Regions from separate parts of the Mus musculus genome. Here region 2 is linked to region 1. The links are chromatin contacts, found by Hi-C or POLR2A ChIA-PET in ENCODE. All regions are on one chromosome and are shown on one strand. The core of a region is the stretch at or near the end of the contact, and the rest is flanking DNA. Distances in the headings are between cores, read along the strand shown. Region 1 holds the start of Ppfia3 (protein tyrosine phosphatase, receptor type, f polypeptide (PTPRF), interacting protein (liprin), alpha 3). Region 2 holds the start of Trpm4 (transient receptor potential cation channel, subfamily M, member 4).

What was found. A loop is a pair of places that touch in the nucleus more often than their neighbours do. ChIA-PET counts read pairs that join two places held with the same protein, here RNA polymerase II (POLR2A).
Region 2: a map of heart shows a loop between it and region 1 (4-fold over the local background). The contact joins the promoter of Trpm4 here to the promoter of Ppfia3 in region 1. A Hi-C loop is called at or near these places in 3 of 37 maps with a recorded cell type or tissue (all heart). POLR2A ChIA-PET finds 5 or more read pairs at or near these places in 4 of 5 experiments (Patski and embryonic stem cell).

What each region holds. Positions count from the first base shown.
Region 1 is chr7:45,364,739-45,368,770 of GRCm38, reverse strand. It overlaps Ppfia3 (protein tyrosine phosphatase, receptor type, f polypeptide (PTPRF), interacting protein (liprin), alpha 3), which reads left to right and starts at 1,752. Exons shown (of 30, transcript NM_029741.2): 1 at 1,752-2,112. Lin7b (lin-7 homolog B (C. elegans)) reads left to right here. Exons shown (of 6, transcript NM_011698.1): 5 at 304-467; 6 at 773-880. The coding sequence ends at 794. It overlaps Mtag2 (metastasis associated gene 2), which reads right to left and starts at 2,610. Exons shown (of 2, transcript NR_015480.2): 1 at 2,497-2,610; 2 at 823-1,395.
Region 2 is chr7:45,331,517-45,335,548 of GRCm38, reverse strand. It overlaps Trpm4 (transient receptor potential cation channel, subfamily M, member 4), which reads left to right and starts at 1,769. Exons shown (of 25, transcript NM_175130.4): 1 at 1,769-1,862; 2 at 2,097-2,167. The coding sequence starts at 1,839. It overlaps Hrc (histidine rich calcium binding protein), which reads right to left and starts at 280. Exons shown (of 6, transcript NM_010473.2): 1 at 1-280. The coding sequence starts at 122.

The DNA of each region.
Region 1 (4,032 bases), core at 503-3,002:
AAGCCCGGCTTCTGGCCCTGGGCAGTGAGGGCAGGAGATCAATAAGCTTAGGGGGTGTAGACAGACTTTTTTGGGACAGGTTCAGTGGCCTGGTTCATTGAGGACACTGGGACTCAAAGCTATCTTGACATGCAGTTTTTAGGTTGTGGGTGCTGTGCCTAAAGTTGGTGATCCACTAGAGGGATATGAGGCCTTGGAGACTTGACCCCAGCAGCCGTGTCACTATCCACTGGTCCCATGTCCTGGGTAGGGTGGTAAGGGCAGCGGTTTGGGCCAGCAGTCTGTGCGAGGCCTGCCCTGCAGAGTGTGGAAGGCGAACACCATGAAAAGGCGGTGGAACTCCTGAAGGCTGCACAGGGCTCAGTGAAACTGGTGGTGCGCTACACTCCTCGGGTGCTGGAGGAGATGGAAGCCCGCTTCGAGAAGATGCGATCTGCCCGTCGGCGCCAGCAGCACCACAGCTACACGTGAGCCTCCAGTCACCATCCTCTCCCTGCTGCCTTCCCCAACCTTAGATACCCAAATCAGGCCAGTGAGCACAGCGGCCTTCAACATTTATCTCTGGCTCTCCACCAGGGGTTTTCTGACCTTTGACTCCTGCCATGGTAGCTAAGGCCCTGGGACCCTCTGGCTCCCCAACTCCAGAAGCCCTGTGCCTGATTTTCTGAACTGTTGTCTCCAGAACCCCACCATTGAACATCTTACGCGCCCTCCCCCACCCCACCCCTGAACCTACCCTGTGTCTAAAACTCCCCTCTCTACACCCTCACAGGTCCTTGGAGTCTCGAGGCTGAAATCACAGACCAGGACCCTCCTTCTCCTCCCCTGTACAGTATTATTTATTGTCACTGGCTCCTTATTTAAAGATCTTTAACCCTCACCGAGTGTCTTGTGTGTCTGTCGCGCATCCTGGAATAGTCTCTGTGGGGGAGGAGGACAGTGAAGCTGAGGTTAAGAACAAGCTCATTCCAGTCTGTGTACCATGATAGACAACGCTCGCGCAGCTCTGAAGGCGGAGGCTGGCCGGTGTCCCAGAGACTAGCCCGACCCAAGGCTGCGTCTATGTGAGCGCCAGGGAGCACCACTAAAGACCACTGCCCCCAACCCTTAAGAGGTTCGGAAGGCCAAGGCCTGGCAAGGTCTCCAGTGAGTCGGACGCGGGAGTCTTGAAACCAGCAGAAGCCGCCTGATCATTGCCTCTGTAGGCGGGGCGGAGCGAACCATCCACTGGGGGAACCCTTGCGGGCCGTGCCACCGTCTGCGTAGGAGTCGGGTTGGTGGGGCGCATGCAGTACCCTAGACGGGCGCAGGGGTGCAGAGTAACACGCACTCGCCACCCGTCGTCCACTTGCCTCACCTTCCAACCGAGCACATCCTTCCGGGAGCCGCCCTTGTCTTAAAAAAAAAAAATCCCACCTTGAATGTTGAATTCCTATCCCGCCGCCCAACCCTCGTGTCCCGTGAGACGCGCGCCGCCGTGGGGACCCGGGGTCGCGACTCGCGTTCCATGCTGCGCGCTACTAGATTCAGGTGACATCATCCTCTGCCGGGCTCCGCCTCCCTCCCAGGCCGCCGCACGCTGCATGCCTATTGGTCGCTGCACCATGAGTCCCGCCCCCAGCTCTCCGCCCGCGCGGCCCCTCCCTCCCGATGTGGAGGCGGGGTCTGGTCGCCGGCCGGCACGGAGGCCAATTCTCATTGGCCATTCAGCACCGTCCGTCAGTCTTCTGTTAAAGGGGCCACGACCGCCCGGGATCTGTGGGGGGGGAGGGGGAGGGAGGAGAATTTTTTGGGGGGGGAGAAGGTGGGATTTGGGGGGGCGCTGGTGGGCACCCCTGGATCTGGCGACTGCGGCCTCGCGGGGGGAGGCTGTACGGTGACAAGGGCAGGGGGCTATTTTAGGGAGTAAGAAGGCTGTGAGACCGTGAGGGGGAGGGGGGTCCCCAGCGCTGGAGCCGGAGCAAGAGACGCTGAGCCCGCGCTAGCGGCGTAGACAGGGTTCCAGAGCTCCAGATCCGGGCCCCGGCCGCCGCCAGGGGCCCCGCCCGGTGCCCCTACCCCACCCCGCGTCCCTCCTGCAGCCCAGCTCCTCCCGCAGTCGTCGCGGACCAGGTAGGTAAGAGCCCGGCCCAGCTTGCCCGGCAGCGCCCACCCTGGGGACCCCTGGGCTAGCGTTTCCGACCAGCTTGCCCGAAATCCTACATTCCCATCTTCATCCCAAGGGAACCCAGAGTCCAGATTTCACAAGCCAACCCAAGAGACCCAGGCGTGTCCCTTCCCGGAGCTGAGAGTGCCCCGCCGAACCCTAGTATCTCAGGCGGGCTACCTCCTTGTGCCTCCTCCAGGGCCCAGAAGCCTGGATCCCTCAGCTCAGCCCAGGGGATCCCTCAGTCTAGATCCATCCTCTGGGCCCAGTCCTGGGAGCTCCAGACCCTGGTCACCGCTGTGGGGCTTCCTCCATTGCGTCCAAATCGTTCCCCCATTTGCGTCCCCCACCTTCTGGTTGAATCAACCGGAGACGTTCCTCGGTCCAGGCCGGCTCGCCCTGGACACAGGCCCGCGCCGGAGCTGTCCATGGTCAGCTCTCGGTAGCCTCGCCTCCCCCATCTCCTTCCACGGCCGCTAGGGAGGAGGGGGGTGCAGGTGGTGTGGGGATTCCTCCCCCTCACCGCGCCTTTGACCTGGGGTTCCCCGGCGCCCCCCTCCCAGATGGGCCGCAGGGCTCTCAGGCCCATCTTTAGGCACTCTAGCTTTCTGGGACTCTAGCTGCTTCACTTACATAGAGCTTGTGAATGTCCCTGCCCAGGCCACTTAGAAACCTTGGCATGGAGCCTCCCGCTCCCACCTGGTTCTGAAAAGCTGTTAGTGTCCATATATCTGCTGGCCCTGACTAATCACTGTCACCTTATTCAGCACCCGGGGAATCCAGTTTCCTAGCCTTTGCCCCCACCTCCCCACTTAGCACCTACTTTAACAGCTCCCCCCTGCCCTCCGCAGACAAATATGACCAGCCTCTTGGTACACCAGCACCTGCTTGCTGCCTTATAGACTCAGGCGCCATGACTTCTTTTCAAAGACCTGGAATGCAATTCCTCTGCTTCTGTCCTCACTCCCCCTTGGAGATCTAAGTGTCTCACCCCCATCTTATAACCTCCACCTGAACAAACACTCATCTCAGGGACCCAGAATCTCTGACAGTGGTGAGTGTCCTGTCCATCAGACCACCCACCCAGGCTTACACTCCCACCAAACAGTCAGGCTCTAAGTTTCTTCACCCCTAGGTAGATTCAAAAGTCTGGACCTTGGCTCTGCATTCCACTCCCATCTTCATGTCTTGGTGGCCTCAACTTCACATCTCCCATGGCTTTAACGAGCACTTATCATCTGCTCTATCATCTCAGGTGCTAGACTTGCAGAGTCTCCTCTCCCCCAAAGCTGGATATTTCTGGCATCTCATTGCCTCTAGAGACCCATATGGTAATATCTGATGTCTCATACTCCAAGTACCAAACAGCCATCCTTTCCTCCAGGTGTGTTTTGGGATCAAGGTTCACGAGGTTATTTGGAACCAGGCAGCTGTCTTTCTGCACTTCTAGTTAAAAATGTGTCCTTTCCCTGTGTTATGTTCAAGATCCTAAGTTCCAGAACATTTCCAGATGATGTGCCTGTTCCGTCCTCACCAAGGCATGTGATCCACTTCAAGGCCATGAACTAACTTCTAAGCATGTCTTTTTTTTTACTTGCTCCTTTCCCATCCCCAGTGGCAGGATTTTGCCATGCGTCCCAGGCTGGATTAGAACTCACTATGTTGTCTACATTTTTCCTCCTCCTCTTCATCCTCTTTTTCTTCTATTTATTCTTCTCCTCTTCCCCTTCCTTCTTTTTCTTTTTTGGTCTTTACCAATATCTAGACAACATGCCTAAGCCATTCTCTGCTCTCAGGCCTCTCCTCAGACATGCCCTATATTTCTAGCTACAGGGGCTGGGGTTGTTGCTGGGGCAGAGCACTTACCTCACATGCACAAAGGCCAG
Region 2 (4,032 bases), core at 520-3,019, 33 kb after region 1:
TTCCAGTTGCCCAGGCCCAGACCGGCCCCTCTCAACTCCTGGGTCACCACTGGAGGGACCAGCAGGATGGCCACTGTGGCCCAAAGGAGACAAGTGTGCAACCATGGCCCCTGGAAGCCCATGGGGACGTTTAGCAGCTGAGCGTCTGACCAGGCTGGCTTCAGCTGCCTCTGATGGGTCCTTGTGCCTTTTTGGCTTTGACTTTCAGATTGTCCCTTTTGTCGTGGTATAGCTCCCACTCTCTGCCTCTCTATCTTCCTCAGGTCTTGGATGACCCTCTGAGGATGTCCCCTTTGCAGCTGTGACCCTGGTTCCAGGACCTCCCTTCCCACTGCTGGACCAATGGGGTCTGTCCCCTCCCCTTCTTGCTGCTAAATTTATCCAGAGCCTAAGTTATTCTGGTCACTCCCTGCCTGCCCCTCCCCTCCTGTTCCTCTGGCTCAGGACTGGGTGGTGGAGGGGTCTTCATGGCGGGGGCGGGGGGGGGGAGGCAGGGACGTGACAAGCTCAAGTTTGGCATTTTTAGCACAAAGGCTGAACGTTTAGAGTGTCTTGCTGGGAAAGCCTGGGGCTCTGGGAGAGGAGGATGCAGGAGCAGAGGGCCCCCTGCAAGGTAAACACTGGGAAGCGTGCAGGCAGAATGGGACATTCGGTGTGACAGTGGTGTCCTGCAGAAGCTGTGGAAGACAGTGAAGGAATACTGTGCCCAACACCCCATGACCTCCTCTCACTGGAACTCAGATCTGGGGACAGGGGACCAGACCAGTGCTATAAATACAACAGGGGGGAGGTGCTGGGGGCTCAGGTTACTAGGCCTCAGCTGTCCCCACCAAAGGGACTTGGCTGCAAACAGGTGTCACTGCCTTCTCTGCTGGTCAGTGTCACCCACCCCACACTTGTCAGTATATCCACCGTCTTTGAGTTTTTGTCCTTTATGAGTCAACCCCCCCCCCCCCATTATAGTCACTGTTCTGAGCTTCCGTGTTTCTTCTCAGGATTCTAACCTCTCCTCTCCTACTGTGTCTTCCCTGATCCTTCTCTTTGATTCTTCTCTCTCTCTCTTTCTGTGTGTGTGTGTCTGTCTGTCTGTTTCTCTGTGTGTGTCTGTCTGTCTCTGTGTGTGTGTGCCTGTCTCTCTGTGTGTCTGTCTGTCTCTGTGTGTGTGTCTGTGTTTGTCTCTGTCTCTCCTCTGTGTGTGTGTGTTTTCTCTCTCTCTGTCTCTCTCTTTCTCCCTGTATCTCTGTCTCTGTGTGTGTGTCTCTCTCTCTAGTTCTCTCTGTGTCTCTGTTCTCTCTGTCTCTCCTCTCTGAATCTGGGACTCTGTTGCTCTATCACTTTGTATTTCTATCTGTCTCTAACTATCTCTGGATATCTCATTCTTTTTCTGTATTGCTGTCTTCATATTCTCTCTCTCTCTCTCTCTCTCTCTCTCTCTCTCTCTCTCTCTCTCTCTCTCTCTGGGTCTCTGCCCCCTTTTCTTTCTCTGGGTCCCTCTCTTAGTTTCTGTCTCTCTCTCTCTGGGTCTTTCTCTCAGTCTCTGTCTCTCCGAATCTATGTTTGTCCCATGGCTGACATCTATCGTGTGCCCCACTCTGCTTCCTTCGTTCCTCCGCTTGCTCTGCCTTCCAACTCTCGGTCTTTCTTGTCCCCCAAACCGACCCCATCACTGGTTTGGCAGCAGAGTTTGTCCCTCCTCCGCAGCCGCCCTCTCCCCGCCTCCCGTGACGTGTCCCGGGACTCCCCGCCCCGGGCTGGGCTGCGAAGTTGCGGATCCGGTTTGGTCGGGCGGGTCGGCGGCTGGAGGAAATACACGGAGCCTCAGGGGCTGCGGCAGCAGCATGGTGGGGCCGGAGAAGGAGCAGGTATCGCACAGCGTGGGGCTGGGAGTGAGTGGGGTCCAGAGGCGGAGCCAGCTCCGGGGATCCGGGTCAGATGCTGCAGTGGCTGGACCAGGAGTTCCCAGACCGAGCTGCGTGGGTTCCTGGCTGAGCCCGAGGGAGGAGTTCCCAGTGTGTCCCGTGGGCGCGCGGGGTTGTCTTCGAATCCTGTGGGTCTGACTCGACTCCCTGCCCTGCCCTTCTTGTTCCGGTTCTCAGAGCTGGATCCCTAAGATCTTCAGGAAGAAGGTGTGCACGACGTTCATAGTGGACCTCTCCGATGATGCGGGGTGAGCAGTTCGGGGCTGCTGACCTGGCAGCGTAGGTTCGCGGGCCCTGCCCCACTGCAGACAGGCTCCGCCCCCATAGACTGGACTCGCCCCACTCAACGCAGACAAGGGTGCCCACCACAGACTGACCTTCACTGCCTACCGCAGGAGGTCTTGGTGCACAGACACACCCCACCCACCACAGAAGTCTCAGCTCAACACACTCAGACCCCGCCCACTAAGGACCTTCCCGCCTTCACTTGAGACAGACCCCTCCCCCTGCCCTTGTTTTGGGCCACCCTGCTTAGGGCACGCCCCGAATTCTTCATTCCCCTCTAGGTGGGGATCCATTCTGTGTCTTTGTGTCTCTGTCTCTTTGTGTCATTTGTCTCTGCTTCGGCTTTCTGTGTCATCCCGGCTCAGCGAGCATAGCCACACAGCCCTGCCAGCCTTACATAGCTCTGCAGCTTTGGGATAGTAATTCCCTTCTAGGGCTGCGCTTGTCACCTGGGCACAGAACAGCTCCTCCCTTCTGGGGCCGCTGTGCAAACTAAACAAGGTCACTCTGGGACATTTCTGGAACTCTGCCCATCACCTAATAACATCTAATAAACATCCGGGAATATCTGCAACTCCCATGAGAAGAAGAGGGCAATTGCCACTGCAAGCTGTGCTGTGCTGTAGGTGGCAGGGGACAGGAGCAAGCCCTATAGGCTTCTTGGCTGCATGCTTAGTCTCCCTAGCGGGGTCCAGCTTTAACTCAGTTCTCAGGGTAGACTTTTGGCCTTGGGGCAGTGACACCTGATTTCCTTAGTGTGACTTTATCAGGAGCCTGTTGTCCCACCAGTGTGGGACAGGAAAATGTTGTATAAATAAACAGAGATACTGGTTTACTGGTGGGTCTGGCAGAGGGTCACAGACAGCGTGACTAAAGTCAGTGGGACAAGATGGGAGCTGGTGGGCTACAGGTGTCATTGGAAAGATGGTGCAGTGTGGTGCTTTGAAGGTGGCTCTGGGCCTTGGAAGTGCTCGGTCGAAGTCCTCCCTAAGGACAGCCCAGCGTGGCTTGAAAGTAGAGCAGAGTTCAGGCTGTCAAGAGTGTTGTGAGTGGGAAGGTTGGTGGTAGACCTCATGGGCTCTCAGAGGCCATCCCGAGTGTGGTTTCCTGGGGCTGCGTGAGGGCGGGTAGGAATTCAGAAAGGTGAGAAGAGATTGGGACCATCACCAAGATGATGAGCCCAGGAGAAGAAGCAGGTTTGGAAGGGGATGCTGAGTGCCGGTCCTTCTGTGTACATGATGGGCCTTGGAGACGGGCAGGGGAGGATTGGGACCCTGCTGGTACTTAGCAGAAGAGTGAGATTCATACTGGGGTCTGAGGTCCCAGCTATAGGTGGAGATTGAATCCATGGAGGCAGGTGAGGAAAATACAAAGGCCCCCTGTCTCTCTCGCCTTCCTCTTCTTTCCTTCTTACACCTCTGGGCTTAGGGTGTAATTCAGGGGTAGCACACATACTTAGCATGTGTTGGGTTCCGTTCCCAGGACCAAAAACCCAAACCCAAGAAACCTGAGCACCAGAAAGCCACCAGGGGCTGTAGAGATGGTCCCGTGGTTAGTAACTCTGGCTGCTGTTATAGACAAGCACTCAGTGCCCAGCACTGCCCAGGCAGCTCACAACCACCTGTAACTCCCATTCCAGTGGATCTGACGCCCTCTTCTGGCCTTCACAGGCACTGCACACCTACGGTACACAGACACACATGCAGGCAAATCCTCACCCACAAAATTAAAAACCAAAACACTCACCCAACACCCCCCCCCCACACACACACATCTCTTAACACCTTTAAGACAAGTGCTAGCGGCTGCTGAAGTGTCTTAACTGTCT